Linked DNA regions of Mus musculus: region 2 is linked to region 1. A link is a loop called in an ENCODE intact Hi-C map of the cell type or tissue named here. Cell type or tissue: gastrocnemius. All regions are shown on one strand. Each heading gives the region's core, and the rest is flanking DNA. Links, peaks and the distances in the headings are about the cores only. Region 1 overlaps Styxl1 (serine/threonine/tyrosine interacting-like 1). Region 2 holds the start of Mir7033 (microRNA 7033).

Evidence for each region. A loop is a pair of places that touch in the nucleus more often than their neighbours do. Peaks named below come from ENCODE experiments on the same cell type or tissue, not always from the same donor. Only the 100,000 strongest peaks of a DNase experiment are listed, where the experiment ranks them.
Region 2: it touches region 1 in a loop (2.7-fold over the local background); 8 of 42 quality-filtered maps call a loop at or near these places.

What each region holds. Positions count from the first base shown.
Region 1 is chr5:135,754,604-135,770,312 of GRCm38, forward strand. Styxl1 (serine/threonine/tyrosine interacting-like 1) reads right to left here. Exons shown (of 9, transcript NM_029659.4): 2 at 15,653-15,709; 3 at 14,251-14,312; 4 at 11,048-11,213; 5 at 4,526-4,671; 6 at 2,396-2,541; 7 at 804-901. Among named protein-coding and RNA genes, the nearest start is that of Gm30205, 10 kb to the right of the region's middle. In gastrocnemius, for the core only: a CTCF peak has its summit at 9,129 (motif pointing left); a DNase peak (open chromatin) is centred at 9,122.
Region 2 is chr5:135,374,408-135,390,116 of GRCm38, forward strand. Pom121 (nuclear pore membrane protein 121) reads right to left here. Exons shown (of 13, transcript NM_148932.2): 4 at 14,230-14,310; 5 at 12,417-12,588; 6 at 10,446-10,537; 7 at 9,686-9,759; 8 at 9,432-9,556; 9 at 9,220-9,322; 10 at 8,664-8,837; 11 at 6,513-8,129; 12 at 4,228-4,350; 13 at 1,733-3,767. The coding sequence ends at 3,670. It overlaps Mir7033 (microRNA 7033), which reads right to left and starts at 9,403; the gene lies at 9,323-9,403. Nsun5 (NOL1/NOP2/Sun domain family, member 5) reads left to right here. Exons shown (of 10, transcript NM_145414.2): 7 at 520-698; 8 at 868-1,078; 9 at 1,148-1,291; 10 at 1,469-2,390. The coding sequence ends at 1,577. In gastrocnemius, for the core only: no CTCF peak of the experiment used is centred there; a DNase peak (open chromatin) is centred at 7,237.

The DNA of each region.
Region 1 (15,709 bases), core at 5,198-13,197:
GAGCCCCTGCCATGGAGGGGCTGGGAGCGTGGCTCAGTGGTAGAGCCCCTGCCTAGAATCCCCCAGGGAAGGGCTATGGCATGGCTTAGAGGTAGAGCACATACCTATAGCATGTGTTCTACATGGTTGTAGACCTCAAGTAGAAAAAAAATTTAAAAAGTGAAAGTGGTAAACTGTGGGCAAGTGAGGGATAGGGGAAGCTACTATCCCACCTCCAGCCACTGGGGCCGTATTGGTACCATGTTGGCCATCAAGACCCCTGACCTGACTCAGCAATCTTGCTTCTTTTGGTCAACTCTAAATTCTGAGAATGACTGAAAGATCTGTACTGAACAGTGGATGGGCATTGCTATGGCAAGTGGGAGGCCAGGGCAGAGCCAAATAGACATGTGAAGCATGATGGGAATCGAAGCTGGATGGGTTTAGGGGGACCCTCCTTCCCTTACTCCACTCTACCGACTAGCACTGGGCACAGAAGAGAAAGAGAAGCATTTCTGAGGCCCCAGACCCCACAGAGGAACAGGCATCCCAAACATGGTACACCCATGTTTGGCCAGTGTCTTCACTGTATAACTAGCTCAGAAGGAATGGCCATCTAGCCAAGGGACAATCAGATGCAGTGTGGTCCTGTCACAGGGGTTGGGGGGAGGACTCCTTCTAAGCTGCTAATGTACATATGGCTGAGGCTTCTGAACAGCTGACTGTGCTAGATTTTATACTCTTTCCCAAGTTCTGGAGGTCTCAAGCAGAGAAAGACTTGTCAACAGACGTGGAACACTCCCCGATCAGGAAATTCTCCTTACCTATAAAGTGACAGATGTGGCGGAAATAGTCAAAAAGCAAGGTGTCTGGAGAATCCTCAAGCTTGATATGTAAGAGCTTGTCTGCATTGCCTATAAAACTGAAGGAATGCAGCACAGTGGTGAGTATCTGTTTCTTCTTTACTGGAGCATTCCTTCCAGGAGGGAGGCTTCTTAAGGCTCAGGAAGTAAAAGGAACTTCCAAAGCTCAGGAATGAGCAACTTGTAAGTCCCAGAAACTTCCTGAAACTTACAAGATTTACAAGGCCCTTCCCCAAGCTATACAGGTAGTAACAACTACAGGTGAGAGGAGACTCTGGCCTGAGGAGCTGTCTGTGAGTCATGTAGGAAGCTCCAGGGTCCCAGCTATCAGGAATCCTGACTCAGCTGCTTGTGAGTCATCCATGTCCCTCTAAGTTACCTCCCTACACACGTGCACCTGTCAAGTAACCGCAGGAAGCTCATTGGTTCTCTATGTTGGACTTTTGTGGTAGTGTCCTTTCTTTTAGTCTGTCACCAGTGTCCTATCCGGGGTGAGTAGATGTTTTTCCACATCTCCCCAGAAAAGTCACACAACACATGGTGGATCAGCCAGCCCTACTGTAGTGTAGTGTAGTGTAGTGTAGTATAGTGTAGTGTAGTGTAGTGTAGTGTAGTGTAGTGTAGTGTGTAATGCCCACAGCCCACAGCACAGAGCCCAGAAGGGAATGATTAGGGGTTGATATCAGGAGGACAGGAACTAGCAGAATAGTCCTGGGGGCTGGGAAAATGGCTCAGCTGATAGAGTGACAAGCACCAGGATCTGACTTTGATTCCCAGCCCCTACAAAAAAAGGCAGGGAGCCTACAGTTGGAACTCCAGCACTAGGCAGGTAGATCTCTGGCCTCACTGGCCAGCCAGCCTAGCCTGTTTGGTGAATTCTAGGCCAGTGAGAGATCCTGTCTTTTAAATAAATGTGGCTAGCTCCTGCAGAATGACACTGGAGATAGTCATCTGGCCTGCACAGATAGTTGCATACATGCATGTGCACGCAGAGAACGTCTGACATAAGACATCAGCCTAGAACTTGCCAGTGAGGGGCTGGTGGTGTGGTTGGAGCACTCTGCTAGAACCCTCTAATGAAGGAATGTGGCATGGCTCACCAGAAGGGCACTTGGCCAGTGAGGGAGAGACCTGGGTTTAATCTCTAGTACTATGGTGGCAAAACCAGCCACAAGCCGCAGCAGTCAGAAACATGTAAACAAGCGACTTCTAACCTAGAACAGAAGCCTGTGCAAAACTCCTGCTGCACAGCATAAGGACCTGGCCCACAAGACCTAGCACACACACACACACACACACACACACACACAAGCTGGGTTAATGGGGGCACACATCTGGAAACTTAGGGCTGGAGCCACAGAGACAAATCTCCAAACTTTCTGGTTAGGCAGATTAGCCAATCCATGAGCACCAGGTGCAGTGAGAGACCCTTTCTTAAAAAAATCAAGTGAAGAATGACAGAGGAAAATGGTCAATATTAACATATGGCCTCCATCTGCACAGATATCTGCATGTGTGTGTGACACACACACAATAGTATCACCTTCACTTACTAGGGTGTTGTCTCCATGGAAATATTGACATGTGCTTTAATTTTCAAGTCCTTGTGCATCTTAGCATTGCAGGCTTGACTGATTTTGCCCAGGTAGACTCTGCCTGGAAGTATCTCAACTGGGTATGGCTGGAAGGCATCCAGTTCCTGGGATGGGGAAGAAAGAAGGCCGGTGTGGGTGTACACTCACCAAAGATAATTGGGAGGCCTATCTCTGGGGGTGTGGCTCTGCAGGTAAGCTCAGGAGAGCAATCCCAAGAAGGTGAGGCAGACATTCACACGTGAATGAATGCCTCACACGAGAAGCCAGAGGCCTGGGTGTAAACAGGACTGACCCACAGCACCAGTACCTAAACGGCTGTCCACAATGACAGCCCCTTCCCTCATGGCTCCTGTCTGTACCTGGCCATACATGCAAAGGTTAGAATTGACAATCTGTGACCCAAAACTTGTCCACTTGAGGTTAGCGCTTGCTGCCAAGGAACCTGAGTTCAATCCCTGGGCCCCACATGTTGGAAGAAGAGAATGCGCGTGCGCACGCACACATGCACACACACACACACACACACGCACTCACATGTGTGTGCCACAAAATAAATCAATGTTATCAGAAAAAAGAAATCTAGCAACATCCTAGGTACAAAATACTGAAAGGGATGAGGTTTATTTGGCTCTCAGTCTTAGAGGCTTTAATCCATCACAGTAGGGAAGGTGTGGTCGGGCCCTGCCCATGCAGTGATGAAAGGTGCATGCCTCAGAGCAGGAAGCAGGGTTAGCACACTAGAACCAGGGATGAGTATAACGTTTAAGACCTACCCCTAGGGCCTTCTTCCACCAGCCAGGCCCCACCTCGTAAAGGCTCTGCAGCCATCTGAGGAGGGACTCTGGCTGGAGAGCAAGTGTTCAAAGCATACACATGTGGGGGAACATTTCAGATCAAACTGTACACTGTCTGACTTAGCATACTGCCTCACACAGAAACCATACCTCCTCTAGGTTCCTATGTTTGGCCTCCCCATATTGTGTGTAGTGGTTTGTATATGCGAGGCCCAGGGAGTAACACTACTAGAAGGTGTGGCCTTGTTGGAGTAGGTGTGTCACTGTGGGTGTGGGCTTTAAGACCCTCATCCTAGCTGCCTGGAAGCCAATATTCTGTTAGCAGTCTTCAGATGAAGATGTAGAACTCTCAGCTCCTCCTGTGCCATGACTGCCTGGGCATTGCCATGCTCTCGCCTTGATGATAATGACTGAACCTCTAAACCTGTAAGCCACCCCAAATTAAATGTTGTCCTTGTAAGAGTTGCCTTGGTCACGGTGTCTGTTCACAGCAGTAAAACCCTAAATAAGACAATGTGTGTCTTAGAGTTTGTCTTCCTGCACAAAACATCACAACCAAGAAGCAAGTTAGGGAGGAAAGGGTTTGTTCAGCTTACACTTCCACACTGCTGTTCATCACCAAAAGAAGTCAGGACAGGAACTCACACAGGGTAGGAACTTAGAGGCAGGAGCTGATGCAGCTGCCATGGAGGGGTGCTGCTTGCTGGCTTGCTTCCCCTGGCTTGCTCAGCTTGCTTTCTTTTTTTTTTTTTTTTTAAAGATTTATTTATTACATGTAAGTACACTGTAGCTGTCTTCAGACACTCCAGAGAGGGCGTCAGATCTCGTTACAGGTGGTTGTGAGCCACCATGTGGTTGCTGGGATTTGAACTCTGGACCTTCGGAAGAGCAGTCGGGTGTTCTTAGCCTCTGAGCCATCTCACCAACCCCCTCAGCTTGCTTTCTTATAGAACCCAGGACCACCAGTCCAGGGATGGCACCACCCACAATGGGCCCTCCCCTTTTGATCACTAATTGAGAAAATGCCTTACAGCTGGATCTAATGGAGGCATTTCCTCAAGGGAGGCTCCTTTCTCTGTTGTAACTCCAGCCTGTGTCAAGTTGACACTAAATCAGCCAGTACAATGTGTTAGCTCGGAATCTGTCAGCATGGGCTGAACCCCACCAGTTGCCCCAGGCTTATGTCTCCACTCTCACTTCCCATGTCCTCTCTCCCCATCTCCTCTGTCTTTGCCTCCCTTTACCCGTCTCCAGCCTCACTTCCTAGAAGCTTATGAGTACTCTCCTGCCTCACCTGGGGCATCCAGATGATCTTCTGAGTCCGGAAGAAGTGGTACATGCCAGAGAAGCATTCATAGCCCCCTCTGAGGACATAGACAGGTTGGCGGGTAAAGTGAATGAGGATTTGTCCAAATTCCACAGCAGGTCCAGGTAGGAGTTCTACAGGCAGACACCAAAGAGGTGCAAAATGTACTTAGCATTTGCCTAGTGTGACAATGGATGGCCACTTCCACTGAAAGCAATTACTCAGAAACCCAAGCTAAGGGGCACATAAAATTAGGGGGAAAAACTGACTCAAGGATAGAATAAGTGAAGCCTTGTTTTTAAAGTCTTAAAAAATATTTATGGTTGTTTTGCCTGCATGTTTGTCTGTGTATCACATGTGTGAAGTGACTGCAGTGGCCAGAAGGCAATGTATCACCCAGAGCTGGAGCTATAGACAATTGTAAGCGACTATTCGGGCACTGGGAATCAAACCCAGGTCCTCTCAGTCACTGAGCCATATCTCTAGCATCAAATTTTTATTATTTTTAATTATGTGTATGTGTGAGTTTGTGCACAGGGTACAGATGCCCATAGAAGCCAGCACAGGGCACCCAGTACAGTAAGATCCCCAGAGCTAGATTCTGGAACCTGAACTTGGGTCCTTTATAAGAGCAAAATGTGTGCTTGGCTGCCATCCATCTCTCCGGCCCCACATCAAATCCTGTATGGCTGAGTATCATTCCACTCTGTGGAGGGACTGCATTCAGTCTCACCCGCTCACTGGCTTGTTGAGACATCTGTGTTGAACGAAGCACAAGCTTTGTGTGCTGTGTTCTCACTCTCCTGGAGTATGCACCTCAACACGGAACAATCCCCATGGCTTTCTTTACACTAGACCATTTGATGCTCTTCTTACAGTTGGGTGTCGTTTGGGTTAGGGTTTGGTTTGGTTTGGTTTGGTTTGGATTGTCTGTTTGGTTTTGGTTTTTTTGAGACAGAGTTTCTCTCAGTAGCCCTGGCTGTCCTGGAATTTCCTCTGTAGACCAGGCTGGCCTTGATATCAAAAGTTTGCCTATGTCTGCCTTCCAAGTGCTCAGATTAAATGTGTGTGCCACTAATGTCTGGCTTTGGGTTAGTTTTTAATTTTTGAAATATTTCATTATTAATTGTGTCTGTGTGTGTGTGTGTGTATACAGGCATACACATGTGCCATGGTGTATGAGTAGAGATTACAGGCCAACTCATTTTCAGCTCATTCTCTCCTGTCCCCTTTCGGGTTCCAGGGATGGTGTGGGTCTGTTCCTAGGTGCTTTCTACCATCTTACTGACTCTGATTTTGTTTTGTGTTCTGAGTCAGAGTCTCACTCTGTAGCAGGGTCCTGCCCGGGACTTATGTAGGCAAGACTGCCCTTGAAATTGTAGTAATCCTGCAGGCTCAGTCTCCAATACTGGAGCACAGTCGGGGGCCTCCGTGCCAGGTCCTTTCCCACTGTGTTCCGTGGTATACAAAGGCCCAGTGCCCCACTCTTGTCAACACTCGCTATGTAACACTTGTCATGTTTTAAATTGTGCCCACCCTGGTGGGTCTCAAGTGACACCTCCTTAGAATTTAGTTTTATTTCTGAGACGAGAGCTACGAAGCCCAGTCTGGCCTAGAGTTCACTATTCTCCTGGTTTGCCTTCCAGGATTGTGCCTGGATGCGTGTGTGTGTGTGTGTGTGTGTGTGTGTGTGTGTGTGTGTGTGCGTGTGTGTGTGTGTGTGTGTGTGTGTGTGTGTGCTGCAGGAGCCTGTTTTCTTCTTCCATCACGTGGGTCCCAGAGATCATCTCACTGGACCTCTTTTTATGGTTTGTTATAAATTTAAACTCAACCCTTTCATAATTATGCTATATAATATGAATAATATTCATTACCCACTTGTCTAAACCAAAATCACCTAGGACACTGGGGGACACATCTCTGAGTGCAAATGTGAGAATGTTTCCAGGGAGAATTAACTGAGGAGGGAAAAAAAATCTATCCTCAATGTGGGGCACCGTTCCATGGCCTGGGGCTGGGACAGAATAAAAAGAGGAAATGGAGGGCCAGTGACTGCAGACCAAACCCTCTGAAACCGTGAGCCAAAGTCACTCTGCTCTCAGAAGCTGCCGGTCAGGTCTTCTGTCACAGAGGCATGGAAGTAACTAATACAGACCTCATGCCGCTTCAATAGAAAATCTCTATAACCCTGCATCCACTAAGACACCCTGACCAGGAACATTGGTTGCAGACCCTCCAGAGTCTGCCAGCAGGAGAAGGGCTCTGGAGTTTCTGGGGCTGGGGAGACGCTCAGACAGCAGAGAGTCAGGGAAGCCCGAGGACCTGAGTTCTGTTCCCGAACCCACATAAGAACACTGGGCTTTGTGGTGTACGCTGTATCTCATCAATGAAGACAGACAGATCCCTGGGGCTCCACAGCAGGCTAGCCCAGCTGAACTGGGGAACTATACATAAGGAGAGAGTCTCAAAAAGATAAGGTAGGGCTAGGAAGTCAGTTCACCTGTCACCAAGTCAGATGACCAGGCCTTCATCTCAGGACCTCTGTACAAACTCTGGAACACACCCACCCTCGAGAAACCAAAACCGTTTAGAAGGAGACCAGCACCTGAGGATCAACATCTAAGGCTCTCCCATGTGTGTACCCACTCATGTGCACCCACACATACACACAAAGTAAAATCACCTAGGGAAAAAAATTAATTAGTTTGATTAAATAAACGAACTTTTTCTCCTGAAGACAAGGACACTTCCAGAAGGAACTTCTCAGGACATAACTGGCAGGGAGCTATCCAGAGGATGAACCTGTGTCTGTAAACCATGATGGGAGAAAACTTGCAGGCATAAGGTGGAATTCATCCCCCTTCCCCATCAGAGTCCAGACAGTAGGTTATGGGGCACCAGCCGTGTCTCTCTTGAGCAAGAGACTATTGGGCCAGAGGCCACGGGGGAGTCGGAATGGCAGTCCCAGGCCACACCTTTAGCCTAGATATCTGCCTCTCCACTGCTAGAGACTTACAGTCAACAGCTGTAGGGTGGCATTAGAGACAGTTAGGGACTCCCACAGAGCCTGGTCACCCTGTCAAGCAGCTTCAGGAGCTACCACACTTACTGTGTCAGAAAAGGCTGTTTGTCAAAACCAGTAGCTGGGCATGTTGGTGAACATCTGCAATGCCAACACTCATGAGACTGAGGCAGGGGGGTGACAGAGTTGGGTTTCCCCGTCCTCAGCCTTACCAATGGTGGGCCTGCAGATGTGTCCTACCACACCTGGCTGAAAGTCAGCATTTTATCACACCTGGCTTCTCAACAGCATCTGCTTTGGTTTGGTTTGGTTTGATTTTTTGAAAGAAGAGTCCCACTACATAGCCCTGGCTGGCCTACATACTACTCCCTACGTAGATCAGGCTATCCTTGAACTCATAGAGATCTGTCTAATTATGTTTCTTCAGTGCTGGGATTAGAGGTGTATGCCATCAGGCACAATCTCCACCCCACCCCCAAAAATCACCATTTTACTTGAGGAAAGTCGCCTCCAGTGGAAGTGTTACATTTGGCTGTCATCGCTTTCTGAGTGGGATACTCCACAGCACAATGCCACCTCTTATAGAGCAAAAGTGGTTTTCTAAATCATATTTACTTACTTACTGACTGACTGACTTGTGTATGGGGACATGCATCTGCCATAGCATATATATGGAAGTCAGAGGACAACTAGTGGGTCTCAGGGATGAGACTCAGGTTGTCAGGCTTGGGAGCAGGCACCTTTATTGCTGAGCCATCTAAGTGGGCCCTGGTCTTAGAGCGCTAGGGTCCAGTTGGTAGTCCTGTGAACAGGCTGGGCAGGCAGTACACACCAGCAGTTCCAGCACTGGGCAGGTAGAGGCAAGAGGCTCAGAAATACAAGCTACAGTGATGCTGAGGCCAGCCTGGGCTACATGAGACCCTGTCTCAAAGAAGACGGTTCCAGAGAGATGGCTCAGAGCGTAAAGACACTTGCTGCCAAACCTGATCACCTGAGTTTGATCCCTAGGACCTACATGGCAGAATCCACATGTATTGTGGCATGTACATTACCATACATACATACATACAACATAATTTTTAAAAGTTGTAATTGTGTGTGTGTGTCTGGGCTGGGGGATGTGCACATGTGCCCTCACCCCAGAGGGGTCTGATGCCTTGCAGCTGTATTAAGGAGAGCTGTGAGGCAGGCACACTACATAAATGCTGGGACTCCAACTAAGGTCCACTGAAGACCAAAGCCATCTCTCCAGTCCAAAATATACAAACATGTGAACAAACAAAAAGGGCTAAGGATGTAGCTCAGTTGGTAGAGAGCCGGCCCAGCGTGGCTTTGGGTGCATGACATGGTAGCGTGCGCTTGTGATACCAGCACTCACAAGGTGGAGAGAGGGCTGAAGTCCAAGGTCATCCTCAGCGATGCAGTGAGTTTGAGGCTAGCGGGCTTCATGAGACTCTGATTTAGAACTAGCAAATACAAACTGTAGCCCAAAGGAAAAGAAATTTCCAAGCCAAAGACCACTTGGAAGGCTAGACGGCGGGTGTTGTTAAAGGTGGGGCGTTAGCGCCACCCAGTGGCACAAAGTGTCAATGTTCACCCTCATCCTGTCAGCATGGGTCATCATCCCCAAACTATGGGCTGAAAGACAATAAGCCAGCTTCAAAACGTTCATTGAATGTCTTGTAACTGGCTACATATGTTTTTAGGGAATCTTCTGGTTTTTACTTCTTTATTCATTTATGTGTGTGCATGCATGTGTATGTGTTTTACCACACACATGTGGGTATCAAAGGACAACTCAGAGGAGTAAATTCTCTCCTTCCACCATGTGGGTCGTGGGGATGAAACTCAGGTTGTTAAACTTGGTGGCAAGTGCATTTGCCTGCTGAGCCATCCTACTGCCCCTGCCCCCACCCCCTTGACCTTGGGCCTTGTGCATGTGTGCATGAGAGGCAAGTGTTCTATCACTGAGCTATAGCCCTGGACAAAGTTTATTTATTTGCTTACTGAGATAAAGTTTCACTGTGTGTCCCTGACTGTCTTGGAACTTGCTCTGTAGACCAGGCTGACCTCAAACTCACAGAGATACCCCTGCCTTTGCTTCCTGAGTGTTGAGGTTAATGGTGTGCTATCTATCTATCTATCTATCTATCTATCTATCTATCTATCTATCTACCTACCTACCTACCTACCTACCTATCTACCTACCTACCTATTTTTATGACTATTTATTTATTTTTTGAGACAGGGTTTCACAGACCTTGAACTTGCTGTGCATAGCTGGTAGCAGCTTTGAGCACCTGCTCCTTCTGCCTCCACATTCCAAGTGTGTCCCATCACACCCTGTTTAGGTGGTATTGGAGTGGACCGAGGGCTTCTTTTTTGTTTGTTTGTTTTGTTTTGTTTTGTTTTGTTTTGTTTTGTTTTGTTTTGTTTTGTTTTTCGAGACAGGGTTTCTCTGTATAGCCCTGGCTGTCCTGGAACTCACTCTGTAGACCAGGCTGGCCTTGAACTCAGAAATCCACCTGCCTCTGCCTCCCGAGTGCTGGGATTAAAGGCGTGTGCCACCACGCCCGGCTTGGACCTAGGGCTTCTTGCATGCCAGGGGAATACTCCACCGACTAAGCTACAGTCCCAGCCCAGGGTTTTGTTTGTTTTCATTTGAAACATGGTCTCACTCTGCAGCTATCCTCAAACTCAGGGTAATCCTCCCAGCAGACACTGTGATTACAATTTCTAGAGAGAAACATTTGGGTTTCCTGGAGGAGTGGCCTCTGAATTCTGAACCCATTTTGTTATTTAGGGCCACTGAGTTTGGGATCACATGTTGTGTGCAGCCATAGAGTGTTCACTGCTAGGCATGTGAGTGATTTCACCTTCTCCTCCCCCTATCTTTCATACGTGTGTGTGTGTGTGTGTGTGTGTGTGTGCATGTTTCTGCATGTGTAGATGTGCACGTGTTGCAAGAGATGGCTTAGTTAGTAAGCTGAGGACCTGAGTTCCACCCCCAGAGTCTGTGTAAAAGCCAGGCACAGTGGCACACTTTTGCAATGCTGGCACCAGGAAGGCAGGGACAGGTGGCTTCCTGGGACTCACTGGCCTGTCAGTCTAGCCTTCTTGACAATCTCCAAGCCAGTAGAGACAGTCCTAAAAAACAAGGCCCTTGAGGACTGACACCCGAGGCTGACCTCTGGTCTCCACAGGCCTGAGCACACACACAGACACACATACAAAGAAGCAAGCTAGAGAAATCACCCTGCTCTCCTTTGTTTCCTCAGGTGATGTGATCACAGCCACACAAAAACAAGAAATACGTACTGTCCACTATTATTTGTGTGGTTGTAAAAACCTACTGGGAAGGCTCAGTTGGCAGAGTGCACTCAGGAAGCAGAGGGAGGTTTTCCAGACAGCTGGGGCTAAGGGTGTGCACCCTCACAACTCAGCTTGAGAGACCCTTTTTCAAACACCACCAAAAGGACAAAAATTACCAGTGTCCTCCTCCTTGTCCTCTCTTTCTACCTCCTCCTCCTCTTCCTCCTCCTCCAGCTGCCGCCGTATGCACAGCTCCAGGGAACTGGTGTTGCTGTCGTACACGATGCAGTATCTCACACACTCCAGGTCTACGGACTCCGGGATGAGGTACTGATGATCTCGCTGAGGAAACCACAAACACGGGCTGCTGCGGAGCTCACCTGGCTACTGTCCCTGCACAACACCCAGATGAGCCTGAGGTTGGTTGGGGGTCCTGTCCTCCTTCCCCTCATGACTCATGAGCTGGGAACCCCATTAATGGATGGGAGTGGCTCTAGAATCCTGGAGGGTCCCCCCTATGTACCACGAAGAAGGACAAAAGCAGGTCACTAAGCTGGAGATGGCCTGGCTGGAGAATGGCTGGTCCATGACCAGACTCACAGCCCGCCAGAGTTGCTGTGGCTGGATGAATGGGTCCCGAAGCAGAAGCCCCAAGTGAGCGAATGCCACCAGAACTGTGAGATGGATTGAATGCAGGCTACGGGACAGCAGGACTGCCATGACAGAGCACCTGACAAGAGCAGCTTGTGGAAGGAAGGAAGGAAGGAAGGAAGGAAGGAAGGAAGGAAGGAAGGAAGGAAGGAAGGAAGGAAAGAAGGAAGGAAGGGTGGGTTCATCTGGCTCACAGTTTAAGGGTACAATCAGGTGTGGTGACAGATTGTGAGGTGGCAGCAGAAAGATGAATGCTGGCACTCAGCTGGCTTTCTTCTGGGGGACAGGTAGAGGGGTCGAGACAGGGTTTCTCTGTGTAGCCCTGGCTGTCCTGAAACTCCCGCTGTAGACCAGGCTGGCCTGGACCTCACAGAGACCCTCCTGCCTTGCGTCCCGAGTGCTGGGATAGAAAGTGTGTGCCAGCACCACTGACCTCATCAGCTCATTTTGATTCAGTCTGGCTCCAGCCCAGGGGATGGTGCTGACCACACTCAGGATGAGTGTCCCACCTTATTTAACCCACTCGAGAAACCCTGCCAAGATATGGCTGCAGTTTTGTCTCCAAGATGATACTAGATTCTACCATGTAGCCACTGTTAATCATTAGACTAATATACCTTGTGAGCTTCTAGAACAATCTCTGGCATGTGACAGACCTTAAATGTATGTTTCATACACATGGATGAAGGGCGAGCATTCTACCATGAGGTAGAGTTGCATTGGTGAGTGGCAGAGTCATGAGGGGCTGGGTCACCATAATGTAGGTCCCAAGAGTGAAAATAAAAGATATTGTGCTTTCAGTGTGAAATGTCTTCCACAGGCACAAGTGTCCCCAGATGATGACACTATTTTGGGCAATTATGGAACTTTTAGCAGGTAAAGGTAAAGCAGAGGGAAGTGCCAGACAAAGTGGGTCACAGGGGATAAGCCTTGAGGGTTTTCAGTCCAGCCTCATTTCTGGTTCATTCTTTGCTTCCTGACTATGGACAAAATGTAACCTGGTGGCTCACGTGCCTGCTGTCATGCCTTCCCCACTAGGACAGGACTATATCCCTGAGACTGTAAGGTAAAATATCCTTCTCCCTTCCTCCCTTTCCGCTGCAGTTGCTTTTGCTGATGTAATGAATAAGAAAGGTAACTAATAAAGATGGTGAGCTCACCTAGGGAGGGGGTGAGGTCACCTGGGGAGGGGTGAGGTCACCTAGGGAGGGGGTGAGGTCACCTGGGGAGGGATGAGGTCACCTGGGAGGAGGTGAGGTCACCTGGGGAGGGGGTGAGGTCACCTGGGGAGGGGATGTAGTCTAGACGCATATATGTACTAGACACATACAGGAACCTAACAGATGTTGTAGAACGCAAGGATTCCTGACTAGATGACAACACAGAATGCAGCCTTCACTTGCTCTTAGTGTCCCTTATGAGCCCCCATCCCTAAGGGAATCTGAGCCCAACATTGCCTGTTACAACCTGGCCTATCTGATGCAGAAGTCCCAAGAGAGGACATTCAGGGGGCTATGACAACAGAATTTTGTCAAGGCAGGAAGTTAAGGGCCACAGAGGTCTAGACTTACAAGGATCTCTGGAACACAAACGGGAAAAACTCTATTTGTCTAAAAGCTCAAGAGAATATTCAGGAGGATGCCTGCGGCAGGGTGTTGGTCCTGGCTGAGGCAGGAGGATCGTGAGACTCAAGACAGCCGAGACTACATAGCAAGACTCTGGCTAAGAATAAATAAGAATAAGGGTCAGTGAGATGGCTCGGCAGGTGAAGGTACTTATAAGCCTGAGAACCTGAGTTCAGTTCCTGGGACCCACATGTAGAGGTTATCTTCTGATCTCCACCAGTGTGACAGGGTCTGGCCATGCCCAGATATATACCACCCTCACCTCCACACAGAGAGAAATGAGAGAGGAGGATAATACAGCGAGCTGGAGAGACCACTCAGCAGCTAGCACTTGCTACACTTGAAGGGAAGTGCAGCTCCCAGCACCTACTCTGGGCAGCTCACATCTTCCTGTAGCTCTAGCTGTGGGGACTCGATGGACCCAGTGTGCTCTTCTGGACCTTGCAGGCACCTACACGCATGTGCACACAAGCACAGACACATATGATTTAAAAATCATAATAATGCAGTAAAAACTTTAAGAAACATAAAGTAGAAAGAATAATGTAATTAAAAAATCTAAGAATCCTAAGGTTATCCTAAAAGAAGATAACTACCATCCTTTGGTTTATGTGTGCAGGTGGGTGAGCATGCGCACACATGCTCATGAATGATCAAATAATACACACATACACACACACACACACACACACACACACACACACGGCAAACAAAGGTTGGTACATGTTCTGGGCAGAGGGAAGGCCTCTCTCTGGTCACCAGTATTTACCAACAACCTGTACTGACCACCTACCAGACAGCAGAGACTAGACAAAGTAGACACAGCACCAAGCTCACAGGCATCCCGGAGGACGCAGAGAGCAGATGCACGGGGGCTGTATGGACCTTCTTTCCCAGATCAGACACCAACGACTGTAGGACACGTTGCCCTTAATAACAGCAGTAACAGGGAGTAAGTATCCACCAGGATGAGCTCTGGGGATGTGGGAGGGACTCAGGGGCCAAGTCATTCCCACCACCCTGTCCCTCACAGTCGACGGCACTCTCTGGATCCAAGACAAAACGTTCCTTCCCTCTGCTTCCCGTCCTCCTCAGCCTGATACCTTCTTCACTCTGAGGGCAGTGATCACATGGCTCTCGTCATACTGTCGTTTTGATCGGACATCTGGGGAACAAAAGGGTTGAACTCAGAACTGGACACGTGAAGGGACATGAGAACACTGGTGGGCAGGTGAGTAACTGTTCACTCAAAACACAGCTGTGGGGGCTGGAGAGATGGCTCAGTGGTTAAGAGCACTGGCTGCTCTTCCAGAGGTCCTGAGTTCAAATCCCAGCAACCACATGGTGGCTCACAACCATCTGTAATGGGATCCAATGCCCTCTTCTGGTGTGTCTGAAGACAGTGACAGTGTGCTCACATATATAAAAAGAAAACTTAAAAACAACAACAACAAAAACCCCACAGCTGTGATCTCAGCATCTAGCGACTGAAGGAAGGACTGACAGGAGGTGTGAGGATTGTGAGCAAGGGCTACATAGTAAGATTCTTATCTTTAAATAAATAATCACTGTATTTCAGGGGTGGGGGCTGGTTACATGCCACACAAGTGGAGGTTAGAGTCAGTTCTCTTTCCACCATGTGGTCTCCAGGGACTAGACTCAGCCTTGACAGCAAACACCTTTACCCACAAAGCCATCTTTGTGGGGTGTTCAAGATAGGGCTGTTTCTCTGTATAGCCCTGGCTGTCCTAGAACATGTTCTATAAACTAAGCTGGCCTTGAACTTCAGAGATCCATCTGTCTCTGCCTCCCAAGTGCTGGGATTAAAGGTATAACACCACCAGCAGCTAGCTGACTTCTTCATTTCTTTGAGATGGAGTCTCACCATGTAACCCAGGTAGGCTGGAACTGTTGAGTGCACTGCGTTGGGCCCACGGGCCTGAGCCACCATGCTGTGCAGACCTGTCCTTGATCTGGTCTTGAGCTAACTTTCAGGTGCTGTACCGTCAGCTGCAGCACCCTGTGCCTTTGCATGTGTGTGTGGTGTATGTATCTAAGCAGAAAGAGTGTGGAGGTGCGTGTACAAGCATGTGCACACGCTGTGTGCCTTCCTCAGTCACTCTCTACCTTATTTTCTGAAGCTAGGTCTCACAGAACCCAAGCTCACCTTTTCGGAGTTTAGTTAGCTGTCTGCCCAGTGTATCCCATTCCCCTGTCCCGAGTTCTGGGACTTTTATATGGGTGCTGGGGACCAAACGCTGGTGTTCACCATTGTACAAGTACCATATTCACTGAGCCTAATCTCCCAGCCTTTCTACAGGCAGCCTTTTGAACCAACCATTCATTTCCCCCTCCTGAAACTCTGCTAACCTTCAAAAAGAAGTTTGCAGGCCACTGTTCTCAACATACCTGTTGGTTAGTACTGTGCTGATGTTTGTGTGTGTGGTGTTTGTGTTGTTGTATATATTGGTGTGTTGGGTTGGTGTGTTGTTGTTTTCTACTTACCCAGTAAACAGAGGTAGTTGGGCTCAGCCAATCTGGACAGCTTGGAGACCTGATTCA
Region 2 (15,709 bases), core at 3,552-11,551, 380 kb before region 1:
AGCCAGGCTATTGGTTTGAGACAAAACTCCCTCAGCTTTTGGGGTTGTCTGTGGCAGTGACCCCTATGGATGACTTAAATAGGTTGTCCTAGCTTTTTGGGTTCATGTGATAGTGTATTGGGGATTGAATCCCCTAAGCATGCTCGGGAAGCACGCTCCCACTGAGCCACACACACAACCCCTCACTGGGGGTGGGGTGGGGGGGGGCTTCTAGGTAAGCCCTCTATTGCTGAGCCACGCCCCAGACCTGTGTCCTGGCTTAGCACACATTACAATTTGATGATATCTAACCGTGGGCCTCTGTGTTCCATAAATGTTCAGTTCAGGGGCTGGCAAAATGGCTCAGTGAGCCCTTGCTGCTCTACTAGCACCCATGTCAGGTGACTCACAACCTGTTCTATCTCCAGTTCCATGGCTTCCAACAGCGTTTTCTGGCCTCCACAGACGCCCGCACACATGTGGCAGACAGACACACAGAAGGGAATTCTCAGTTCACTCTGCCTCTGCTCTTCTCCCTAGGAAGATCTTTGCTTTCGACCAGGACGCTAAGCGGCTGGCAGCCATGGCGACGTTGGTGGCTCGGGCTGGGGTCTCTTGCTGCGAGTTAGCAGAGAAGGACTTCCTGACAGTCTCTCCCTCTGACCAGCGTTACAGCCAGGTCCAGTACATCTTGCTGGATCCTTCTTGTAGTGGCTCTGGTGAGAAGGGGACAGTGTGGCTCTGGTCGTAGGCCTGTAGCAGCTTGGATACTGGAGATGCCCAGTTAGTCTTGGTGTTGCTTTGGACTTGTAACTACAAATGCTCTCATCTTTAAAATGGGGGTTTGGGTGTGGAAATGGCTTCATAATTGCAGCTCTTTTTCCACAGGCATGCTGAGCCGGCAGCTGGAGGAACATGGGGAAGGCACACCTAGCAAGGAGCGCTTGCAGGCCTTGGCCGGGTTCCAGCAGCGGGCTCTGTGCCATGCACTTAGGTTCCCCTCTCTGCAGCGCCTAGTCTACTCCACGTGTTCCCTTTGCCAAGAAGAGAATGAAGACGTGGTCCAGGAGGCTCTACAGCACAACTCGGGGACATTCAGGTAGTGGTCCCCAGGTCTGAGGTCACAAGTTGCTTCTCACCAGGGTCTGAGTCTTCCCCTTCTCCACAGGTTGGCTCCTGTCCTACCCACATGGCCTCACCGAGGTCTGAGTACCTTTCCAGGGTCTGAACACTGCCTCCGGGCTTCCCCTGAGACCACGCTCACTGGTGGCTTCTTCATTGCTGTGTTTGAACGTGCAGAGGTGGTACCAACGTGAGTGAGGAGCTCAGGCTTTTGTTATTGTTTGAGGCAGTATCTGTGTAACCCTGGTTGACCTAGAACTTACTATCTAGGTAGACCAGGCTGGCCCCAACCTTTTTAGATCCGCCTCTGCCTCCTGAGCTAAGGTGTGTGCTAGCACATCTGCTAACCTCTGGCCTCTTCTTCCAGCCCAGCCCCACAGACCGATGCAATGGATCCAGAACCTCTCAGCCAAGTCCCAAAGAGAAAGAGAAGACGCAAAGCAGCAGTTGGTGCCAGCATGCAGCCAAGCACATAGGCACTGAGTGCCCCACAGCCAGCAGAACCATGCTTACTGTGGGAACCCTGCTCTTCTGGGAAGGGAAGATGATGTCCTGGCACTCTGTGTCCCTCACTGGGCCCAGTCCTACCAGTCACGAGTTCTTCGCTTCACAAATAAAGGGCAAACTCACATCTATGACAGATCACAGTTTTATTTTTAATGACATAAGCAAGAACAATCTCACATTCATACTAAAAATCTCAGCTACACTCACAGGAACTCAGTCTGTGGTGGGAAGCCCCAGCCTCCCTGTCCCTGTCCAGCGTGAGCACGGACAAATGTGCTCACACACCGAGGCTACTCCAGGATGCCTCCGCAGGGGCCCTGGATACAGGCCTGCTGTGGAGCTGAGGTAATTAGCTCAGACTGAATTGCAGGGAGGCCCCTTCCTTACCTGAGGCACAGGTAGAGGCTTCGTGTTCAGACCCCCACCCATCCCCATCCTCACAGGCATTTGGGACCTGAGGTCAAGCTCTTCTCCAGCTCCACACAACCCAGCCTAACCCCTGCCATAAAACATTCAATCCCAGTCACAAAGGGAAGGGGACCAGGGACAGCTACATCACACTGTTTATAAAAGAAGAATCACACTTATACGACATGTCTAGAAGGAGCTCTGCCCCCTTAGGGGAGCTGCTGGGGACAGCTGTGAGCCCCTCCTTCACACAGGCATAACTATACAGCTAATTCTACTATTCAATAGCATTTATACTTAACCACCTCAGTGAACCAAGCTTGAAGGAATTTTAAAGGCAATTTAGCTTAAATACAAAAATAAATTTTATTTTGTTAAAAAATGTTTAAATATTTTTTTCTTTTAATTTAGACACACGCATTCATACTTCTCCCAAAGAGGATGGACATGGCAGCCAGGCTCTGGGGCTGAAGGGTATGGTATGGTTTTGGAAAGAAAGACAGGCTAGGTAGGAACCTTTTGAGAATACAACTAAGGACTATATTAAGTGTAGTTCATTAATGTAGAACTCCAAACACAGGCAGAAGCTGCCCTGGCCTGGGTGGGTTACGTGGGGAGGATCAACAGAGGGAAGTCTTTGCTCCCAACAGGCTCCATCCCCTGGGCTGCCAGCCCTTAAGTCAAAACACTATTGAGAATTCAGGAGTCAGCACTGTGGCTGTCACGCGGTGCCACTTTCAGCATTCAATTAGCTAGGCCCAGGAGGGCCCAGGTGACATTAAGTCCGGCATTACCAACATGCCGCCACACATACAATTCAATTCTTCCTCCAAACTCGATTCAAGGAGCAACACACATTAACATCAGACCAACATAGTACAAGGCTTGGAAAATACAATCCCGAAGAGGCAAACTGGCCCGGGGGGTAGTGGGCAGGTGAAGAGGCAGCGAGAAGCAGTGGTGGGCGGTCTGGTCTACCTGCCCCAGGTCTTCCTGGAGCAAACGTCTCCCTCCCCTGGCTCTGCCAGGCTAACAGTCTTGAGCCACCAACCCTTTCGAGGCTATATCAGCAGAGGGCTGGAGATAAACAGACTGGGCAGAAGAGGCGGAACCGTGCCCACTGGGGTCTCCAAGGCAAAGCAAGATTCACTGCCATTTAAAAGGAATGAATCTCACAGAGGACCGGTGAAGGACAAAGCAGCAAGAAATAGGGAGAGACCCTGAAGGAATCAGAGGAAGAGAACCACTTCTTATGGCCAAACCAAGCAGGCAAAGCTTAGGGACATTCCGTTTCCCCCAACCCCACCTCATGTGTATTAGGGATCCAAGTAGGTGCCAGCAGAGATGGTGCCAAGGAAAGGGGGAGGCTGCCTAGGTTACACACTAAACAAGCGCTGGGGCAGCAAGAGGACAATATGTACAGATGTTTTTTCAGTTCTCCAGCCTAACCAGTGTGACTGTTCAAGTAAAGTACTGGGCTTCTGCCCCTCCGTGGGGCACTGGCTTCCTCTGGAACAGAAATGACCAGGCTGCCACTTCCACCCTGGCGACAGGCTGGGTTTGCTATGGAATTTGAAGGGTCAGAGGCTCTTCCTAGCAGGTGCTGAGGTCCAGATTCAGGCAAGGGATGGGGGAGTGGAGACAAGAGGCAGGCTACTTCTTGCGGGTGTGCTGCCTTCGGGCCTGAAGTCGCTGTCGAGCCCCTGGGGTCTTGGATCCCGCACCAATGGAAAACGAAGGAGCTGCTGATCCTGGAAAGAATTAACAAGACCTTATCAGGGCAGCTGCTACCACAGAAAATGTGCTGGTGCCTTCATCTGGGGAGTCAGTCAATAGCAAAACCTAAGTGTTCCATTAGGGCTTCTGAAACCATTGGGAGCCCTCACAGCTCTTGGCTGGAGAGATGGCTCAGTTAACAGCACTGACTGCTTCTTCCAGAGGAGCGAAGTTCAATTCTCAGCACCAGCATAGATAGCAGCTCACAACTCCCCTGTTCTAGGGCATCTGACACCTTCACATAGATGAACATGCGGGAAAACACCAATACACATAGAAATAAACAACACCGGCACTTGGCTTGAGTTTCCTGAGAAGATTTAACTTTTGCTGTCCAACTTCCCTGGACCCTGAGGAACAGCAACCTGCTATATTCCTAATCACTCCTCACTCAAGGGACAAGGACACCATGTTGGCAGCAGACTGGTGGCTTACCAAAAGGTCCAACTCCAACAAAGCCTTGGGCAGGTGTTGAAGAGGCCCCAAATGAGAGGCTGCTCCCTGTGGTGCCTACGCCGGGGGCAGGGGCACTCTGCCCGAAAGTAGGTGTAGATGTGCCTAAAAGGGAGACAGAAAAAAGTTAGAAACTAGACCATTATCAGGCCTATCCCCAGCACCCAGAGCTGATGAAGCCAGCCTCTGCCACCTCTCCATTATGCAACTGCAGTGAGATGGGGGAGAGGGTGAGGCGTGCTGTCAGGTTAATCCCTCCCTGGTTCCCTGCCCCTTCTTTCTCATTCATCTGTAGGGTCCCCCTCCTTCCCAGGATGCTCTGCTCTGTATAATGTCTCAGGGCTGTCTGTCTCTGATGCTGCTTCCAGACCACTTCTCTCCCCTCCTACCTCAAACACTCAATTCCATTGTTATGCTGTTTTTGAGACTGGGTCTTCTGCTTAGCCCAGGTTGGCCTTCAACTCTCCAACCTCCTGCCCAAACCTAAGTGCTGGGATGGCAGGCATGCCATACCACACCCAGGCCAATTCCCGAGGTTTGGGTCCCAGACTCTTATTAACAGTTCTGGTCCTTTGGAGGGTCATCTATCAGTCAATCACCTCCCCCACCTAGGATCCTGAATCATCACCCTCCCCATCACCATTCTTAAGTGACTTCACAAGACTCAGGACCTTTTAGTGCTAATCACACACACACAGAGCCTGAGTATTATCTGGTGTGTTTGTGTGTGTGTTTGCACCAGAGTAGTACTCATCTATGGGAGAGTACAGAAGCCAGAGGTTGACACTGGGTGTCTCTGGAGCTCTCCCTGAGCTGGAGCTGCCTATTTTGGGTCTCCTGCCCATGCGCTCTGCCTACCTCCACACCCAGCATTGAGATTACAGGTTGCCACTGCCTCATCAAGCTTCTTAGCACAGGAGACTGAATCAGATCCCCACCCTTCAAGCATCAGGCACTGGCTACTGAGCTGTCTCCCCAGCCCCATCCACCTACTTATTCCAGACGCTGCAAGCCTTCCACTGTCTCTCATTACATCCCCTTTCTCATGTTCCCAGCAACTCCCTCAACAGATCTGCATCCTGCCCTTGGCCATCTTCTCCAATTCACAAGAGATTCTCTCCTATTTACCAAAGAAGTCAGCGGCTCTTAGGGCCAAAATTTACCCTGCACGCAGCAGATGAGACCCTTAAGCTTAAAATTCTATTGTGACTTCCCTGGACATTTAAAATCCAGACAATGAACCTAGCTATGACCAACCTTGTACTCTGCCAGCAGCATTGCAATCTCCAGCCAATCGTGCCTTATTCTCTGCTCATGAACCTACCTTCTGCTTCTGCCTCTATGCCCTGACAGTACCCTTCCCTGCAGCCTGCGGTGGGTATACGTCTATCACTGTAGCATTTGGGAAGATGAAGTATGAAGATCTTGAATTTGAGGGCAGCCTGGGCTACACTAGAAAACAGTATCAAACACACACATAGACAACACAAACAAGGAGCGAGTGAGCTGGCTCTGCGTGAAGACGACAAGCACTCGCAGCACAAGCCTGGCCACCTGAGGTATAGCCTCAGAATTAAGAAGTAAGGGGAAAGCAGAAAACCAACTCCATAAAGTTATATCCAGATCCCTATCTGTAAACCATGGTAACATGCATGTACACATAGACACGCATGGTGGACACACACACACTATAAATTACAACAGCTGAGAAGATGGCCTGGTGAGTTAAAAGTCCTTCCTGTGCAGCATGAGCAACCATATGAAATAAAGCTAAGGATGACCGTATACACCAAACATCTTTTCCTTTCATTAATAAACCTAGATTCAATTTCTAGCACCCACACAGCAGCTCACAGGTCCCAGGGATCTAACACCCTCTTCTAGCTGCTGTGGGCACCAGCACACATGTGGTATACAGACATACGCACAGCCAAAAGACACATACACATAATATCTATCTTTTAAAGTTTTTTTTTTTAAAGTATGTGTGTGCATACAAAATGCAGTGCCCATGGAGGCAGATGAAGGCATCAGACACTTGAAGCCGCAGCTATAGGCAGTGACAGCCACCTGATGTGTGTGCTAGGACTAAATTTGGGTTCCCTTTAAGATCAGGAAGTCTTACCCGCTGAGCCATCTCTCCAACCCTCCAGGAACCTTTCCTGACTACACAGGATTCCTCCCATGCTAGTTTGGATTGCCAGTTGGCTTTTAACATTGCAGGCAGACTATTGTGCACTCACCCTTAACAGGCTTGCCAAACTTACCTCCAAACACAGGCTTGCTTTCAGGTGTACTGCCCACACTGAAGGCAAAGGGTGAGCCCTGGCTGGGTGCGCCCAGGGTGTTCTGACTCAGACTTCCAAAGGAGGTGGTGGTGCCCGGGGTCCCACTCTGTCCAGATCCAAAGCTGAAAGTTCCAGAGGTGGAGCTGGTGCCTGGGGTAGCACTAAGGCCAAAGCCTCCACTGCCAGCAGGAGCTGCTGAGCCACCGAATGTGAATGGGGATGGAGCAGAGCTGCCAAACAGAGAGCTGCTGCTCCCACTGTTGGTGGTCTGTGTGGTGGTAGCAGCGGTGGCAGCAGCACCAAAGCCAGATGTGGTAGCTGACCCAAAGGAGAACACAGACGTGGTGCTACCAAAAGCTGGCTGAGTGCTGGCAGGGGCGCCGAAGGTGGAGGCTGCGGCTTTCAACCCTCCGAAAGCTGGCTGTGCAGCACTGCCAAAGGTGGCTGGTGCTGGGGCTGCCGATGGGGCTGAGGCCACAGAGTTGCCGAAAGTGAACGAGCTGCCAAAACTTGGGGCAAGTGCTGGCTTGGTGGCCCCATCGGTGGCTCCAAATGTGGGCTGTGAGTTGGCTCCAGGGTAGGTTGGGAGCGCAGGCTTGGCACTGGAGCTAAAGGGAATGTTGAAGGTGGGGGTGACAGTGTTGCTGAAGGTCAGCGTGGGCTGACTGGTGGTGGCAGGGGCCGAGGTGGAGGTGGTGAGGGTGCTGCCAAAACCACTGAAGCCACTATTGCTGGCAGCAGTCTGGGTAGAGCTGGCAAGGGGCTGGCTAAAGGAGGTGCCTGCTGCAGATGCTGCTGGGGCAAGAGGCTTGCCAAACTGGAAGATGGAGGCCAGAGCTGGGGCAGAGCTAGAAGTAGTAACAGGGGGGGCTCCCCCGAACAGAACTGACTGGGAAGTGGAAGTCATGGTACTGCTGGCAGTACTCGCTGCAGTGGTCACTCCAAAGCCAAAGACAGGCTTTGAGGCAGAAGCTGCGGTGCCAGAGGCCACCGTGGAAGTGGCAGTGCCCAGGCCAGTAAAGAGAGGAGCTGATGTGGCTGTAGTGGTGGCTGTAGCAGTTGTCTGCTTCAGGGAGAAGGGAGTTGACAGGGGCATGGCTGTGAATGGCTCCATCTTGTCAAAAATGGGCTTGAACGTGGGTGTGGTGCTGGCTGCTGTGGGAGGGGCGGTGCTGGATGAAGCTGTAGTGGCGGCTGAGGAGCTACTTGGTAAGGGGCTATCACTCTCACTTTTAGGTGTGGCTGGAAAAATGGGCTTAAACATGGGAGAAGCACAAGCCGGAGCTGGAGTGGCAAGGGAGGAAGAGCTGGCAGGTGGACTCAGCATCCCAAACAGCATGCTGGGCTTTGGGGTCGGGGAGGAGGCTGTGGAGGCTGGGGTGCTGACAGACTGCTCAGCCTGAGAGACTCCAGAGGACTTGCTGTCAGTGAGTGGGGTTATAGACGAAGCAGAAGCCAGCCCCAGGAAGGTGGCTGCAGGTTTGGAGTCTGAGGAGGTGCTGGCTAGGGGCCCTGCCAGTGGTGAGACAAGAGGGGCCAAGAGGCTGGGTGTCTTCGGAGGTGAAGGGGCTGCAACTGTTGCTGCCTCAGCAGGTTCTGAGAAGAAAAGGAAGTGAGGTGAGTCTTGAGGGTGTCTGAGGGCGGCACTCAGCACGCCTGCCCCCTCCAGCAGCCACCACACCAGGACTCCCAGATTCCAGGAAAGGCGGAAGGGAAGAGTAGGGAGCCTGACTGGAGCTGCACATGTGGCCATGAAGGAGAACGCTACTCCTGCAACTGTCTGCACTGCCTTACACACACAGGTGCCTGCTCATCTCAAAGAGCCACCATGTTCACCACCCTAGCAAAACGGTGCCTGCCTGGCCCCGAGCTGCATCAGCACGCCTGCACTCCAGTGTGAGAAGTCAGCTACACAGTGTGTGCATGTGCAGTAGCACGAAGGCACTAGCTGGCAAGGTTCACCAGCCTTACCCAACACCTTCAATTTATCAATGACACAGATTCGGGGCAGCTGCCTTTGAATCACAGTATTACAGCTGTCCCTGTGTATTTCCAGACCAGGGCAGTCTGAAGCCTCTCACTGCCATCATGTCAAAAGCCTGTAACCCTAGGGCACACTGCTCTGCTTACCCGAGGATGATGGGGCTGGAGACTCCTGCATCTTCTTCAAGCTCTCCAACAGTGGGTTAGAGCTGGGAGCCGGGAGGGAGGCTGGCGAGGCAGCAGGCCCCACAGCGGGCAGGGTGAATGTGAAGGGAGGGCTGGTGGAAGGGGGGCCATCAGTGGCTGAGGCGGAAGCATCATCTGGAGGAGAGACAAGCCTCTTACATGGGAGCTCCTTCCTTCCTAACCTCACTGCTGGCTCCCGGCCTGCGCTCCAGCACTCGGGACACAGTAACATTATTGTCACAAACAACAAAACTTCCATGTCCCATGGGAAAAGTATTAGTGACAGTTCCTGTTAATAAGAGCCCTGGTGGAATCAGGGGGGACAAACATCTAAGAGCTGGTTGTAATGGTGCACATTTGCAACCCTGCACTTTGGAGGCTGAAGCAGGAGGAGGATTATGACCCTGAAGACAGCCTTGGATAATGAATGGAAAAATCAAGTATTCTACAACTGCTCTTCCAAGGAAAGCTAAAAGGAATACAGAGACACTGCGGAGCACACTGCGCCCAGCCTGACCTGGCTTGTCCTCCAAGACCTTGTTAAACCATTGCAGTGAGGCTTTCCTCTCCATGTCCAGGTCTTCAGCAGTGATGGAATAGCCAAGCTCTGGGGGTGGAGGCTGCCCAAGAGAATGGAGGCAGGTTAGGCCAAGCCCAAGATGCTGGAGACGACCCTGCCCCTCAGACTCCTGGAGACTAAAAGAGCCGAGAAGGATAGACAAGACATACCAAGGTGAGCTGGTCCCCTCGCCGGGAGGGCAGCAGCTGGATCTTGCGTTTGCGTTGCCCGGAGCTGCCAGGTGTGGGTGGGGAAGTCCATGAGCTCTGCTGCTTCCCAGTGGTTGTATCTGTAACTACAGACAGAAACACAGGCTTGCTGACCTCCCTACTCAAGGACAAGACGATCTTCCCTGCCCCACCCAGAGTAACACGGTGAACTTCACTGGAGATGCTCCTCTCGGGCCCATGGCTTCTCTACCTACCCTTTTCTCCTGGGGACTCCTTGTCTGTCACCAAGGGAGGTGAAGAACTGGACTGCTGACATGGCTCCTCCTCTCTGTGGGGATTGTGAAAGCTAGATGTTATTTGGGAAGGCCTGGAGACGGCACAGCACCTCACACACACACTTGCACACTCCCATGGCTCTAGTGTCAGCATATCACCATGTGGCAGTTCTTGTAGAAACGAAGGCAGGCAGTTGTTATAGGCCATGAGCAACCAGCCTTTAATCAAATATAGACCAGGGATCTGCAAAGCTTCCCTCAGAGCCTGCCAAGTCCAGGCCCCAGACTGCATCTTCAGGCTCTAACAGCAGATTAGTGCTAGGAGCGAGGAGTGAAGCTGGTGAGAAAGCAGGCCCGTGACAGGCAGACAGATAGGGAAAATAAAAAAGACTGGGTGGCAGGTGAGGCCAGACACAGACAGACCTGATCCCCGAGGGAGCCGAGCTCCAGTGAAGGGTGAGCTGGGGCCAGGGACTCAGGCTCCCTGCTGACCCGGTCCACTCTGCACTCCACTCCCAGTGGCCTCTGCACCACTCCCACTGGAGTATGAGACAGAGAAGGGACCCCAACCATCAGTTGCTCACACTGTAGGACAAGGACACAACTCTAGCAGGCACTTTGCTGCTCTTGTATGGTTTGACTCTGATTTGCTGAGTCAGATAAAGCAGCCCAACAGCTAATCCTTGTTAAACCCGCTGCCCCTGTCCACACAAAGTGACCAGAAGGGACCGGTCATCACCTTGTCTTCTTGGCTGGCCTCTCTGGTGTCTGGGAGCGGGAGGAAGCTGGACTGGAGAAGGGAGAAGATGTGGGACCACTCCTCTTCCACAGCTGCAAGTCAAGCAGAGAGACAATCTGAAACTACTACTGACAATATGGCTATGTAGGCAGATATTCTGACCTGGCCAGGCAGGAAGGCACACACCTTTAATCCCAGCACTAAGGAGGCAGAGGTGGATAGATTTCTGTGAGTTCAAGGCCAGCCTGCTCTACATAGTGAGCTCCAGAACAGCCAGGGTTACTGAGAGACTGTCTCAAAAAACTAAAAGAAAAAAAAAAATCAAGAAACACAGCAAAACTAAACCTTTCTGAGAGACTGGAGAGATGGCTCAGTGGTTAAGAAACACTTGCTGCTCTTGAAGAAGACCCATGTTTGGTTCCCAGCATCCACACCAGACTGCTCACAAATACTGTAACCCTGTTCCTAGGATGATGGATGCTTTCTGGCCTCACACAGGCTCAAATAAATAAAAATATCTTTCTTTTCTTTTTTTAAGACCATATCTTACTGCATAGCCCTGGCTGCAATTTACTATGTAGGCCAGGCTGGTCTTGTTAGAGTATTCCACCACATACTGCAAAATAATAAATCTTAAAAAAAGAAATAAAAGGACTGGAGAGATGGCTCAGCAGTTAAGAGCACTGGCTGCTCTTCCAGAGGTCCTGAGTTCAATTCCCAGCAACCACATGGTGGCTCACAACCATCTATAATGGGATCAGATGCCCTTTTCTGGGGTGTCTGACAGCTGCAGTGTACTCATATACATAAAAATAATAAATATCTTAAAAAAGAAATAAAGAGGTAATTCTTGTATTCATTACATATTCTAACAAAAATCATCTATAGTAAAAAGTACAGCCTCTATTTTTACAGATTCTGATATTCCATGAATATGAGTATTAGATACAAACTGGGCATGGTGGTGCAAGCTGAACACCTAGTGCTTGGAGGCTGAGGCAGGAGGATCACTACTAGTTAAAACCCAGCCTGAGCTGCATGCACAATAGCCAGGGATACATGAGACCTTGTCTCAAAAGGCAAAAGCAAACACCAAGGGCGACTGATCTACCTGCAGGAGCCTGTGCACCTCCTAGTGTCAATACCAATACTGGAGCCCAAGTGTGCCTGACAGTGGAGCTGCCTGGCTTCCCCACCTATGGGCTCTAACGAACTCTAAACAAGAATGACATCTACTTCATGAATCAAAGCTTACACTAAATCCTACTTGCCTATAAATCTCCTTTATACACCATTGCATACACTAGCAAGCGTTTGCTGAAAGGACCCTGATATAGCTGTCTCTTGTGAGTCTAGGCCGGGGCCTAGCAAACACATAAGTGGATGCTCACAGTCAGCTATTGGATGGATCACAGGGCCCCCAATGGAGGAGCTAGAGAAAGTACCCAAGGAGCTAAAGAGATCTGCAACCCTGCAGGTGCAACAACATTATGAACTAACCAGTACCCCGGAGCTCTTGTCTCTAGCTACATATATATCAAAAGATGGCCTAGTTGGTCATTACTGGAAAGAGAGGCCCATTGGACACGCAAACTTTATATGCCCCAGTACAGAGGAACGCCAGGGCCAAAAAGTGGGATTGGGTGGGTAGGGGAGGGGGGGGGGAATGGGGGACTTTTGGGCTAGCATTGGAAATGTAATTGAGGAAAATACGTAATAAAAAAAAAAAAAGAAAGTTTAAAATAAAGAAATAAATCTCCTTTACATTCCAAAGGGAACAAAACCTTTCTAAATCAGTACCATTTACTGCACTGGTCCATCTGCAGGTTGCTCCATCTGGACCAGGTTTGCTTTCTGTTCAGTCCCACTGATCTCGTTAATTTGCTTTGTATTCCAGTTAGCCTAGAGACAGGTTCAGTGCAAAGCAACAGAGGGTGAGCTGCATCCTCTGCTCCCGGCCCTGAGACATACCTGTGAGATGCCACGGGTGGAGCTGTAGGAGCTGGTGATGGCATTGCGGCTAGAACTGGGGATGCCTCCTGTGCACGCACTAGCCAGGGAGCTCACAGAGGAGGTGCGAGACCGTTTGTTCAAGTGGTCATCTGAGCTCTGGGAAGCCAGACTTCTCTTCAGGGAGCCAGGCCTAAGAGAAAGGAAGAAGTGTACATGCGCTACTGCAGGCGTATTCTGCTATTTCCACCATGGTGCCTCACCTTTCTGAATAAACCTGAAAGACCACCACAATGTTCCTCAAGGCCACTGTCAGCAGATGACATGGCTGCCTATGTCTGACAAAGTGACTGGGTAAAAGCACAGCACGGGAAACACAACAGGAAGGGTTACACCTTGACTGTGGTGTCATGGGGACAAAAACGTAATGTCTGTCAATGATCCCTCAATAAAGCTGCTAAGAGAAAAATCATTAAGCCTCTAACTGAAAGAGAAATCTCCCATAATCCTTTCTGTCAATGTGTGTTACCTAGCCCTACTACAGTATGGTCCTCTTACCATTTCCCAGGCAAGTGCATCAACCACAAACCAGTTCGCTGACAACTGCAGCAGAGGCAGCCAATGTTCCCCTCCTTCCACTAGCACACCATCATCTTGGCTCGCTCCCAGATGCCTGTGCCTCCTCTAGGCTGGAGCCTCCAAAGCCAGCCCCTGTCAGGCTTTCCTACCTCAGCAGTCCACACTGTGTATGCATGTCTCCCACGGTGCAACACAGTGAGCTGAGTGCAAGGCTTGACAGAGCCTTTTTACCACACTGGAACTTATGCACCTTCTATGCAAACTTCCTCTCATACACTCCATATCAACACTTCCTGCCCTGCAGAAGCCTGTGGTCCATTTGTGAAGGGTCAACTGCACCATGTTAGTGAAGCAGAGTGAGACAGAGCAAGCACGAGACACTGGCTGACTGCTTTAGTTAGTGGTTTACTTAAAGCACTGCTTACGGCCCATATCTAAGCATCACTTCACTTACTACTTGGAACAGAATACCTGGAAAATTACCAGTTTGTTGCTCTTAACAACCTGACCACAAGAGCTTACACCTGTCATCTATAATACACCTTTAAAACAAGCTGACTGCTCATACGCATCTGTAAAATCGCACTTGCTTATTCGTCCCACCTCATAGTTTAGATGAATAGAAGATGAGAATATGAACGGGCCCAGGACCAATCAAGATCTTTTTAGGAGCTATCCTGGCTTCAGTCAACTAATGAATCTCTCTTCTCTCACAGCTATCAGAGAACTTACTCCAAAAAGATTACCGCAACACTAGCACAATATATAAACAGTCATTGTATATACACAACATTAGCACAACATATATTTATCTAAAATGTCATTAAACATGGAAAAACCTGGAAAGAAACTGGAAAGGAAATATCTAGTCATGGCAATTAGTTAGAATGTTCCTCCAGATGTGAAGTGGACAGTGCAGACAGTAGAGAGAGGTGACAGGGCAGCCACTGTCAGAAACACTTTTCCCAACCAGCAGTATCCCGTCACCGAGGATCTCACTAAGCAGTAGCATCCCATCACTGAGGACCACTAAGCTGCAGCATCCCATCACTGAGGATCACTAAGCTGCAGCATCCCATCACTGAGGACCACTAAGCTGCAGCATCCCGTCACCGAGGATCTCACTAAGCTGCAGCATCCCATCACTGAGGACCTCTAAGCTGCAGCATCCCATCACTGAGGATCACTAAGCTGCAGCATCCCATCACTGAGGATCACTAAGCTGCAGCATCCCATCACTGAGGCTCTCACTTACTTAGGCACAAATGCAGCAGGGACTCCGTTGGCCACAAGGGGCTCGAATGCTGAATGTCCGCTCCCACCGCTATCATGGCGCCTGTGATAAATTTAAAAAATCCTTCATGAAACAGCGTGCCCGTACTCCCAGCCCCCTTTATTCTCTGGACCTTACACAGTGGAATGAGAGAACTGACCCTCCCTCACAAGCTGTGCTCTGACCACCATGGCCATGAGCGAACCAACTCACAACAAACAGGTAAGAAAACTGAAAGCATTTCTTCATACTCCTGGGGCCTAGTATACATTTCATGCTAAATAAGAAAAGGTTGTTTCGCCAGGCAGTGGTGGCGCACGCCTTTAATCCCAGCACTCAAGAGGCAGAGGCAGGCGGATTTCTGAGTTCGAGGCTGGCCTGGTCTACAGAGTGAGTTCCAGGACAGCCAAGACTATACAAAGAAACCCTGTCTTAAAAAACCAAAAAGGAAAAAAAAAAAGAAGGTTGTTTCAAACCACTCAGTTCTGTGAAGTGCATCACTCTAAGACTGACCTGGTAAGTAAGGGACAGGAAGAATCTCCAAATGCCCCAACTGCTCAGGTGTACCACACGAAGGAAAAACAGTTTTGTTTTTTTTTTTGGTTTTTCGAGACAGGGTTTCTCTGTATAGCCCTGGCTGTCCTGGAACTCACTCTGTAGACCAGGCTGGCCTCGAACTCAAGATCCACCTGCCTCTGCCTCCCAAGTGCTGGGATTAAAGGTGCGCCACCACGCCCGGCTAGGAAAAACATTTTTAATCAAGTTCTTGTTATTCTGTCCAAACTATACCAGAACATATTCCATAGCCTCAGGCTGCCTTTAAACTTCCAATGCTTCTGGCTCAGTCTCCACGTGCTGGGATTACAGGGGCCAGGTACACACATGGTGCCTGTGATCACTGCTACATTCCAACCACAGGGAAAATACCAACTCCTCAGCTACAGATGCACCAAGGCCAAGACACTTTCCTGGACCAACCAGTTATCATTTCCTCCCTGGCCATCGGCTCAGTCCTGTTTAGCTATGGGACATCAGCACAACTGCTTACTCGCCATTCCTGCAACTCCTCTGATAGCCTTTAGTCCATAAATGCAGGGGCCATTTCTTAAGATTTCCTTAACTAGTGTGAGGCACAGCAATGCACATATATAATCCCAGCAGCACTTGGGAGGCTATGGCAGAACAATTAAGAATGCCAGTCTAGCCTGGGCTACACAGTGGCCTGGGCTATAAACATTGTCTCAAAAGGAAGTCAAGAGCAGAATCTCCTTCACGTCCTTTTGTCTTCCAGGACTGGAAATGGTCAGCTGAAAACCTGCCAGCTGTAAGTGGTCCAGACAAAGGGGATGACAGCTATTCTTCCCAGGTGCGTGGTGCACCGCATCCTAAGAGAGCACTTCCTCATTACACCAAGAGACCTCCTCATTTCTAACACTCTACTTCCTGCTCTCATAAACTTATG